Regions from separate parts of the Homo sapiens genome. Here region 1 is linked to region 2. A link is a contact called in ENCODE Hi-C or POLR2A ChIA-PET data. All regions are on one chromosome and are shown on one strand. Each heading gives the region's core, a stretch centred on a gene start or an enhancer-like site at or near the end of the contact. The rest is flanking DNA. Distances are from core to core; before and after follow the strand shown. Region 1 overlaps LETR1 (lymphatic endothelial transcriptional regulator lncRNA 1). Region 2 has its middle 260 kb from the start of LINC02852.

The links. Hi-C counts contacts between places; a loop is a spot of excess contacts on that map. ChIA-PET counts read pairs that join two places held with the same protein, here RNA polymerase II (POLR2A). Pooled maps may share reads with other maps.
Region 1: a map of endothelial cell of umbilical vein shows a loop between it and region 2 (18-fold over the local background). The contact joins two enhancer-like sites. A Hi-C loop is called at or near these places in 1 of 168 maps with a recorded cell type or tissue (endothelial cell of umbilical vein) and 5 of 50 pooled maps. POLR2A ChIA-PET finds 5 or more read pairs at or near these places in 1 of 52 experiments (K562).

What each region holds. Positions count from the first base shown.
Region 1 is chr15:95,298,882-95,304,429 of GRCh38, reverse strand. The region is part of intron 1 of LETR1 (lymphatic endothelial transcriptional regulator lncRNA 1); the gene reads left to right. Among named protein-coding and RNA genes, the nearest start is that of LETR1, 25 kb to the left of the region's middle. Within about 2 kb of position 3,334, at least 4 of the 41 ENCODE cell types and tissues checked have a DNase peak (open chromatin) inside an H3K27ac peak, as active enhancers do; they include endothelial cell of umbilical vein, where a contact is called at or near this core.
Region 2 is chr15:94,843,269-94,848,897 of GRCh38, reverse strand. No RefSeq gene overlaps it. Among named protein-coding and RNA genes, the nearest start is that of LINC02852, 260 kb to the right of the region's middle. Within about 2 kb of position 4,182, at least 22 of the 41 ENCODE cell types and tissues checked have a DNase peak (open chromatin) inside an H3K27ac peak, as active enhancers do; they include endothelial cell of umbilical vein, where a contact is called at or near this core.

The DNA.
Region 1 (5,548 bases), core at 2,085-4,584, 460 kb before region 2:
TGGTTTTTTCCACTTTCACCCTCAGCTTCCGAATGAGAGGGGTGGTGTGGTTTCTTAACTATAAATACTCAGAGGGGAAAGAGGACGGCTGTGTGGTCTCCTAGCTGAGCAGGGCACAGCCCTTTCTCAGCCTCCGGGGCCGGCTTTCTGCTCCCCAGAACATTCATAAACCATTCTGGTCAGATTATGGGAAAAGGCCCTCACATGAAACGCATCTGGTGGTCTCGGCCAAATTCTAGTGAAGCTGAGTTTTCTCAGCACCACCCAGGATTGGAAGCAATCCTTGTAAAGTTCAGTTCCAAAACGCGAAAACAAAGTCATTAGGCTCACAATTGCTGTGAAAAGGTCAATGAAGGATGTCAGCAGTTTGGGTGGCCTGTGTGAGTGCCCACATTGGAAGCCTGAGCAGGACACCTAGATAACTTATGATGGTGAGGGCTATGATCAGACTTTCTTTTTTTCCATTTACATCGCAACTCGCTGCCTGCAGGCTCCCCAAATGTTCAGTAGAGAATATGCATGCTTTACTGTTGAATTGCAGCCAACGTGTCACACAAGTGGCTGATGACAGTGACAAGCAGTACAGAGCTGCCCATGTGGTCCTTGGGCGAGAGGAATTGGCCATGAAAATTTGGACAAGCATTAACCTTGAAAGCTGCCTGAAATTAGCATTACATAAATCTTTCTTCACATCCTCCATCTTTTAATATTTCATCCCAGCAAATCCTCCATTTTGATCCCAACAGGATGATAACATGTATAATATTAAGTTTATCTTTCCAGGAAAAATGAAGCTCAAGGCCTTCTAAAGCTTGAAAGTGAATGTCTTAAACCTGATTCTTAGGGCAAGTTCATTTCTGGGTCATATGAACCTTGGGAATAAAAGGGACTTTTCACTTCTCACTCATTTTCCGTTATAACTTTTTAAAAATATAAATTGTTTAAGAGAAACTTACATCTCTTTGAAATGAGAAATATCACGATAATAGTTTCTGAATGACCTCTGAATTTCTCTTAAATATAAGAACTTCTTTTATTCTCTCTGGTGGTCCCACCTCCTCAAAATTATTGCTCTTTGCTCCATCTCTTTCCCCATAAAGAAAAATTATACACAATTTTTGTATGATTCTATTTTGTATTTTCTATGGAGACTGTCATGGATATTAATTTCCTGAGATTTACTAAGAAATACAAAATCTATCAGTGGGGGCAATCGTCAAAAAATTCAATGTTTAGGTCAGTCTATGGCGTAATTTCTTATCATACTGAGATAAAATTTTTTTTTACTTTTAGCCTGGCATTCTTATCACATGCAAAACAGTTTGCATCCCATAGCAAGGAGAGTGAATGACCGTGGTCCCCTTAGATTATGGACATCCACCTTAATGTTCAACTTCCCCTACACGGGACAAAATCACCAACATCTTTAATGAGAGAAAATCCTTTATCGACTGATTCATTTCCATGTTTTGTTTCTGCAGCTAGACGGGATATCCTGTAAGGTGGTGAAAAGGGAGGGAAATTTAGTACTATCCGTTTGTGATTTGCCATCATCATTACTATTATTATTATTTCTACTCTCAAGTTAGTATTATGTTTATCTACTGATTTTCATATATAAAGTCTGTCTTTGGTAAATTCTTTTTCCTTCTCTCCCTTCCCTTTCTATATTACTTCAGAATTACTTTTGGCAGGATTTGGAGAAGAGTTTATCTTTGCTACATAAAAAAGTCATATCTTTTAATATTTGCCACTTTTGTTAAAACTAAATAATCAATTAGTTATTATGTACTCTGAGTTACTGAGTGAAAACCGTAGTTAAATTTACTGGCTTTATTTAAGCATAGGGCCAGTTGGGAAAATAGTTTTGAATGATTTTAAAAGAAGAGGAACTACCTATCCAAGCTGGAGAGAGAGAAATCCCAGAGTGTGAGTAAGCACAGAGAAGTTACAAGTGTCTCTTAGATGCTCACTAGTCGGCAAAAACCAGGAAATACATCTCCTACTGTTTTGTGATCACCCCTGGTTACTGTCGTAACAGGAAGCGTAAATGAGAGGCAGATGATGTGAGAACAGGACTTTCAACTGGGCACCAAGCCTTTCACATACCACACCCACCATGATACTTACCTTGGCAAAAAGATCCCAATTAGTCTACCACACTCATGCTTGAAACCAGCCACATTTACTTCTTATTATTATTTTATATGTATGTATGTATATATTTATTTATTTATTTTTGAGACAGAGTCTTGCTCTTGTCACCCGGGCTGAAGTGGTATGGCACGATCTCCGCTCACTGCAACCTCTGCCTCCCGGGTTCAAGCGATTCTCCTGCCTCAGCCTCCTAAGTAGCTGGAATTACAGGTGCTCGCTGCCACACCCAGCTAATTTTTGCGGTTTTAGTAGAGACAGGGTTTCACCATGTTGGCCAGGCTGGTCTTGAGCTCCCAACCTCTTGATCCACCCGCCTCGGCCTCCCAGTGTGCTGGGATTACAGGCGTGAGTCACCGTGCGTGGCCTATTATTTTTTAATATCTTACACTTTTTATTGAGATAAAATATACAGATACAGTATACCGTCTCTACCATTTTTCAGTGTACAGTTCAGTATTTATGTTCGGTTTTTTTTCCCATCATCCTTCCATCCCCCTTACCCTTCCAAGCCTCTGGTAACCACCATTCTACTCTGTCTTCATGAGATGCACTTTTTTCATTCCCACATATGAATGAGATCATGTGATATTTGCCTCTCTGTGCTTGGCTTGTTTCACTTAACATCATGGCCTCCAGTTCCATCCAGGTTGCTGCAAATTACAAGATTTCATTTTTTGTCTAGATTATGCAGATCTCTTGCCTTTTTGTCAAATACAAAATGCTACATGTCAAGGTAGCATACATCTTTGAAACAAAGCTTGAGGATTTGCCTATTATATACACTTTAGTGTTTCACAGACCCTAAGACCGGTCTTGGCAAACAACCACTCATCAACAAATTATGATCTTAAAAACAAGCACATTGGAAGTGAGGATAGGTAGAAAGAAAATTGTTCAACATCACCAGGGGGAGAAAAGCACTGAGAAAATTAACCAACTCTGAATGAACCAAAGACTTTGTTTTGCAAGGTAGATGGTCCCTGTGCTTCGATCTACTTATTTTTTGCATAATATGACTCGTAGAATGGCAGTCTGCTCTCAAATTAGTCATTTTGAAAGTAAGAAACAAATACATGAGCAAACAATCAGCCAAAAAATACCCTAAGTAAACAGACAATGGAAATGTGGGCTTAGGAATGTGGACAGTGTACCAGTAGGAAACCCTTAGTCCTGCTAGTCTGCAGTGCTAGGAAATGCCTCACTCTGCATTCCTTGGCAGTACGATCCATCCTTTCCTGGCAAAAGTCTTTCTCTCCCTTCCTCACCAGATTATAGTTCCTACATCCAATCCACCTCCTGCCTGTCCCCGGGATCCCTGATTTTTCCTTATGGGTCCTATGTCCTATAGCCTGTGTGGCTGTGACATTCAGGGTTCCAGCTTTGCTTTTTTCTAATCTGTATTTGCCTTCAAGATTGGACTAGAAGCCAAAGGGAGTTTTTGTTTACCTATTATCTACTCCTCTGATGATTTCATAGTAAGTCAATTTTCCGTGTGACTCCTTTTTTTTTTTCTTTTTTTTTGAGACAGAGTCTCCCTCTGTCACCCAGGCTGGAGTGCAATGGTGTGATCTCAGCTCACTGCAAGCTCTGCCTCCCGGGTTCACACCATTCTCCTGCCTCAGCCTCCCCAGCAGCTGAGACTACAGGTGCCAGCCACCATGCCCAACTAATTTTTTTTTGTATTTTTAGTAGAGACGGGGGTTTCACCGTGTTAGCCAGGATGGTCTCGATCTCCTGACCTCGTGATCCGCCCTCCTCGGCCTCCCAAAGCGCTGGGGTTACAGGCGTGCTGTGTGACTCTTAATCCTAAGTGCTACCTAAGAACTTATTCAACATCTTTTAATATAAGACATAGGATGTAAAATTAGGAGCACCCCCAAAATTTGCCTTTCACACGTCATTGGGAAGGCTTGTATCTGACTTAAGTCTTGGAAAAAGAACATATTTGCAATCTCTTCTAAATTATTGGAAAAAAATTAGAAAATATTTACAACCTCTCTTGTCTACCTCGTCTTCAAGCCATCTCCTCACCCCACACTCACTAACATGCGTGCACTATGGGGGCAAATATAGTGCATAACCAAGACTGGCTCACCTCTATTTGCCACCTGTAAATTCAATTTGGAATAACAGCATAATATGAACAGTATATTTAATTTCACTTATTAGAAAAATTCTGGCCAGGCGCAGTGGCTCACACCTGTAATCCCAGCACTTTGGGAGGCCGAGGCAGTGGATCACTTGAGGTCAGGAGTTTGAGACCAGCCTGGCCAACATGGCAAAACCCCATCTCTACTAAAAATACAAAAATTAGCTAGGCATGGTGGCATGCACCTGTAATCTCAGCTATTCTGGAGGTTGAAGCAGGAGAATCATTTGAACCCAGGAGGCGGAGGTTGCAGTGAGCCAGATAGCGCCACTGCACTTCAGCCTGGGCAGCAGAGTGAGACTTCATCTCAAAAAAAAAAAAAAAAAAAAAAAAGAAAGAAAGAAAAAGAAAAATTTCAAGGAACATTTTATACCTTGAAATATCTGTTTTGAATTCATTAATGACTGGGTTGGTTTATTATTATTATTTTAAACTAAATTGATAGAATTGATTGGTAATTTGGTTATTGAAAACATGAAGATTCTTTTGACAACTGAATCAAAGTATATTTAATTTTTTTAAAAACGGCTTTTCATTGAGCAAAAAAACCACTTTGAGAAAAATAGTCGGACTAAGCATTTTATATAATCAGAAAAGAAAAATTTATGCCAGCCAGTTCCTGATACCTCATTCCCTCAAACAACTAAAGTGGTAAATGGAGGCAATTATCCTAAACACCTTTCCTTAATTACAGGGACTCTGTAGGTAAGAAAGTTCTGGGCCTAAATTTTTGCAATAACTATTTTAATTTGCACTTCGTTTTGCATGTGATGACACAGCCTTAGCATTGTGGTCACTTATAATTTTGTATCCAAACTATGTAGCTAAACACATTTGAAAGCAGAAATTCATCAAAAAGGTATCTTAATATCACTGCTAACTTGATTTTTTTTATCTTAACTCTTTTTTATGGCATTTTCCAAATTTTCTATAATGAGTGTGCATAACATTTATAAATGGAAACAAATGAGCATATCAAAAATTATATTAAAATAAAATACCTTGAATTAATTTACGGAGTTTCTCAGTGGGTGGTCTGGGATAGGAGTTTGTTGCAGCCATCTTTGGAAAATACAGTCTGTCACAGAGCCCTTCTGTTAATATGTGGTACCTGACCACTTCCTCTCTTTGAAAAACCACAGGCTGAATGTTAGGAGACTTTTCTAGTTGGAAGATCTTGCACAAATGTGTAGGGTTGATTTCCATGAACAGGTTGTTCCCTGAAAGGTGAGCTGTCTTCCC
Region 2 (5,629 bases), core at 2,933-5,432:
CCTGTAATCCCAGCACTTTTGGGAGGCCAAGGTGGGTGGATCCCGAGGTCAAGAGATCAAAACTCTCCTGGCTAACACGGTGAAACCCTGTCTCTATGAAAAGTAGAAAAAATTAGCTGGGCGTGGTGGTGGGTGCCTGTAGTCCCAGCTACTCAGGAGGCTGAGGCAGGAGAATGGCGTGAACCTGGGAGGTGGAGCTTGCAGTGAGCCGAGATCGCATCACTGCACTCCAGCCCAGGTGACAGAGCAAGACTCCGTCAAAAAAAAAAAAAAAAAAAAAATGAACTCATGTCCTCTGCAGCAACATGGATGGAGCTGGAGGCCATATTCCTAAGAGAATTAATGCAAGAACAGAAAATCAAATACTGAACATTCTCACTTACAAGTGAGAGCTAATCATTGTGCACACATGGACATAAACATGGGGAAAATAGACACTATGGAATACTAGAGGTGGGAGGGGGGTTGAAAAGCTACCTAATGGGTACTAGGCTCACTACCTGGGTGCGATATACCCATGTAACAAACCTTCACATGTCCTCCTTGTAGCTAAAATAAAACTTGAAATTCAAAAAATGATGACGAAAAATTTTTCCTGAAATACTTCAAAGATGCAAATATTTACATATGTTATTGATTTTCTCAGGGACAGAATCTGGTGGAGGCAGGAAGAGGGCAGCAGAAGAGATAAAATGTTTTCAACTTATCATTCATCTGCCTTACGCCCCCCTTTCTTGAATATCCTGCCTTTTCCTTATGCCGCATTCCTCCCTATTTGCTGCTGCCACTGAGAGACCTGTTCGCCACTCCCTGTCTTCAAAAATAACAGCACATGACTGGCAGTCTTCCTTTTCATTGCCAGTCCTGCTGTCATCTTGAGTTAATCCAGTCTGTGTGTGGAAGACTATCCAAGAGTCTGAGCACTCAACATCGTAAGCTGTTCATCTCCAATGACCTCCTTTCTACTTCACTTCATTCACTCCCGTCATTGACCATCCCTGGCCCAAGCCATCACTGGCTTACTAATTTAGCCATGTTCTCTCTAACCATTACACATGATCTTTCTCCATTTCAAGTGTAACCACTTTGACTTTGACTGTTTCTTACTTCCTTGGACTCCATTCCTTATACTTTTACAACAGCTCTTTCCTTTTATTACTTCCCTGAAACATGGGTGATACGATTTGACTATTTCCCCACCTAAATCTCATCTTGAATTCCTATGTGTTGTGGGAAAGACCCGGTGCAAGGTAATTGAATCATGGGGGCAGGTCTTTCCCATGCTGTTCTCATGTTGGTGAATAAGTCTCATGAGATCTGGTGGTTTTAAAAATGGGAGTTTCCCTACACGAGTTCTCTCTTTGTCTGCTGCCATCTATGTAAGGTGTGACTTGCTCCTCCTTGCCTTCCACCATGCTTGTGAGTACATCCAGATGAAAGGCAAGGTCATTCCTGAGAGTGGGAAAAATGCAGGATAATCAGATGTAGGAGGGATAGTTACGAGGTACATTTTAGGCATGTAGAATTTAAGATGGCTTTGAGTGTCCAAGATGTCATCAAGTGGATCTTTGGGGTGGGTGGTGGGAAGGGATGGAATTATCCTACATGCAAGACAGATGTCTCCTCTACTGTAAGCAAGAGTAGAAGAGTACACTGGGTAGTACACTGGTGTGGTGGTGGGCGCCTGTAATCCCAGCCTACTTAGGAGGCTGAGGCAGGAGAATCACTTGAACCCGGGAGACAGAGTGAGCTGAGATCACGCCACTGCACTCCAGCCTGGGCAACAGAACAAGACTCCGTCTCGGGGGAGAAAAGAAAATAAAACAGTACCTGCCACAAAAATGGGGTTCAATAAACATTTGTTAAACAAATGATTTCTTAGCTCCTTTGTAAAAGACAAGAGTGTTTCGAAGCATTTAAACCTCTCCTTTTTTTTTTTTCTTTTTGAGACAGAGTCTCACTCTGTTGCCCAGGCTGGAGTGCAGTGGTGGGATCTCGGCTCACTGAAACCTCCACCTCCCGGGTTCAAGTGATTCTCATGCCTCAGCCTCCACCGGATGCTAGGATCACAGGCACACGCCACAACAACCTGGCTAATTTTTGTATGTTTTGTAGAAATGTGGTTTCACCATGTTGGCCAGCCTGGTGTGGAACTCCTGACTTCAAATGATCCACCCACCTCGGCCTCCCAAAGTGCTGGTATTACAGGCATGAGCCACCACGCCCAGCCAACATTTGAACCTCTCTGTAGTAATCTGACCCCAAGGTGAAAGTACACATATGAGATTTCTCATGTGTATTCTTCCCCCATATTATATAGCACTTATCAAATCGAATTTTAGTTATTGGTCATTGTCTTTCAGTGAGTTACTGCTTTAGGTACGAAGAGTGTCTTATTCATCCGTGCATCCTCTGTCCCCAAAGAGCATTTGGACCTTACTGAGAATTCAGCATGAGTTAACTGGGGTGACCTCACCTGCTGGGGTTGGGGGGCGGGGGGTTTGAATAATGTAGGAGATTGGGTTGGCATTTCTCTAGAACAGCACACAGGGCCCAGCTTTACACAAAAGAGACCCAATCATTCATTAAAGGGTAATTTAGGCCACATTCACCCAACTTGGATGAAAATTTCCAGAAAATGGAAATTCTGGCTTATTGTCCAGGTTGATTAATCGGTTTCAAATTTATTGGTGCTCATTTTGCTTGAATACTTGCCATAGACATGACAACATGTCCCTTTCATAGAAACGACAAATTCCACTTCAATTCCACAGCCCTTCATCAAAAACCCAGAGACAGCCTAAATCCTAAATCGTGCAGACAGTCATTAATACAGCAAAGCATATGCGTAATGAAGTCATTTGCTCCTCTGATCTATGAAATTCGGCTCGGTTACAAGCTTCCCTAGATAACCCGTTCAGGAACAGCAAGGGCTAGACAAACGTCCTGCACTTCAGTGATCAAAAAAAAATTAAATTAAAACCCAAATCATGGCAACCCAGAGGTGAAAAAATAAGTTGGAAGGCCTCATTTCAGAGTATGGACTCAAGCTGGCAAGCCAGGATTCTGATCTGGGCTGCCTCATTTACTACCTCTCTACCAGCGTGGTTTCTTTTATGTCCTCCTTTCCTCATCTAGAAAATGAAGATAAAAATACCACGGAACTCACAGGGTTGTTAAGGAGCGTAAAGAGTTCATACAGTTGAAACTCTTAGAATAGTGCCTGGCACACTATAAAACTACATCATTTTAGAATTAGTACCAAAAAGACGAAAAAAAAATCTGTTAGGCAAGGGATCTTCAGAATGCCCCCTTTTAAGAAATTCAAAGACGCCCCCTACCAAAAAAAAGTAATACATTTTTTAAGAAGCTGTCATAGTAGCTTGAGAATCACAAATGGTATCAAGGGCCGTACGGAAACAAAGAGGAACTTCTACGAAGGGCTTGAGATATTCTTCTCCGGCCTGGTCATTACATTAAAAGCCCTCTCCGTGCAAAGTGACTGCGCCGTCTGTTTGGCCATCGATGGATAGATAAGCGGCGGCAGGATGTGTTAATTTCTTGTTAAGCGCGTGTGCATGTGCACCCGGCAAACAATAGGCTCCAGGAGGCAGAGCTGCGCCGCCCCGGCCCCCACCGGCGCCCCATTTCCGGACTCTTGGCCACACACATCCCCCCTTTGTTTTCCCGGGGCCGGCCGCGCGTGTCGCTGCCGCGGCCACCCCACCAAGCTTTTCCGCCGGCCGCGCCTCGCCAGGAGGCCGCGAGGTCGCAGGGAGGAAGAGCGGGAGGAAGCAGCGGGCGGCGGCGGCGGGGCCTGGCCAGGGGGCGGCGGGCGACCGGGGGACGGGGGACTGGCGGCCCTGGGCCCGCGGAAGCGCCGCCGCCTCCCGCCGCGCTCGGGGAAGGCCTGCGCGCCGCGATAAGGCGCTTCCCCGGCCCATTGTCTGCGCGCCGCGGACGCCCAGTGAAAGTTCTCCGGGCCCGGCGGGGCGCGCAGCCCCACCCGCACCTGGAAGCCGGCGCCCTCCGGGGACGCTGGCCACTGTGACCCCCACCCCCGGCCGCCCACCCTCCAAAAGCGGAAGGGCGGAGGGGTCGCCTCTTGGGTGTCACCGGCCGGCGCACTCCAAAGGACTTTTAAAGGAGCTTTGTTAAACGGATCCTAAGTCCAGCTATTTGCTGGGGAAAATGCCTTTGGCTTCGGGCCAGGGCAGGTCCTCTCAGTTCTGGGAGAGTCAAGGCCACTTGCGTTTATGAGCCTCCTGGTTAATAAGTTACAAAAAGAAAAATGAAATGTGGAAGCAAGAAGTGTCATGTTGTACAAATTAATGTGCTTAATATACATACACGAGGGACACACATAAATATAATTTTGCTATTTACTAGCAGGATTTTTAAAAATGCCAGCTTTAAATTCCAAGCAATTGTGGTTGGAAATGAGACACATGTTGAAAGTTGCGTGATGTGTTTTTTCTTTCTTCATTCCGTTGAGTGTATAGCTGAGACCGTGTAACCTCATTTGGAGGTCACTGACGTTTTCAGTATAAATTTGAGACTCTTTATGTATGGCAGACCAGGACCAAGGGACTCTAATCCTTTACCCCCCACCCATGCCCCAGGCCGGAACCAGGATGAGCTGATATATGTGTATTTTTTTTTCTTCAGGGTAGCAGCATTTCAAGCCCATTCTCTCTATGTTGGCTGCTTCTGTGTGTTTGCCAGCTCTACAAGGATGTTCGTTACTGATCATTTACACAGAATACGGAAATAGCATAGAAAAGAACATCCCATTCATTCATACATCTATTATATATTGGACTAGTCCTATTATGTTTATTTCAAACAACCTGTCTATCATCTACTGCATGTAATACTCTAAATGAGCTTCTCTACTACAGTAAGGGCCTTTTAAAATACAAATGTCTCAATGGAAAAATATTCATCATCTATAGCACACCTGTCTGGCTGCCCAGTTCTAGCCCTGTTTGTTCACCGTCTTTGAGCTATTTGGTAACTCTGTAAATTATAGGTAACTGATAGCAGTGTCCTTTCTAGGATATAGTTAACCGAACACCACCACCTCCCTGGTGGAAAAGTTTCGTCTCCATTTACAATTCATCTCAACATTCTTTTATACATTTATGTATATTCCATATACATTTATGTTCTTTTGACTTTTCCTTTGAACTGGTTATGATATCTGCCTCTTTCCTTCGTATTATAGCAGTAACAGACATTCTTTAATATGTCTTCATATTTGTATCTGTATGAGAGTCATGATTTTATCGTTTTTTGAAAATTATCTTTTAACAGGCTTTCCAGTTATGTGTATCACAAATCAAAGGGAAAACAGGAAGGAAAGGCAGGAAAAAAAAATTAGTGACAATTTTAGTTCACAATCAGATGTAGGAGGTAAATCCATTAATTTGTTCATTACATATATGGAGCACTACCTGAGGGGTTATGACTGTGGTATGCTAATGCAAGGCACTTATTGTCTCTCTGAATTATTTTTATTAACTAATAAAAAATTGGAGGTAGGAAGAGCTCCAGAATTAGTGCCAGATCACTATTCAAGTCCTGATAGTGCCACTTACAGATTGTGGCCCAAGCAAGTTACTTAATC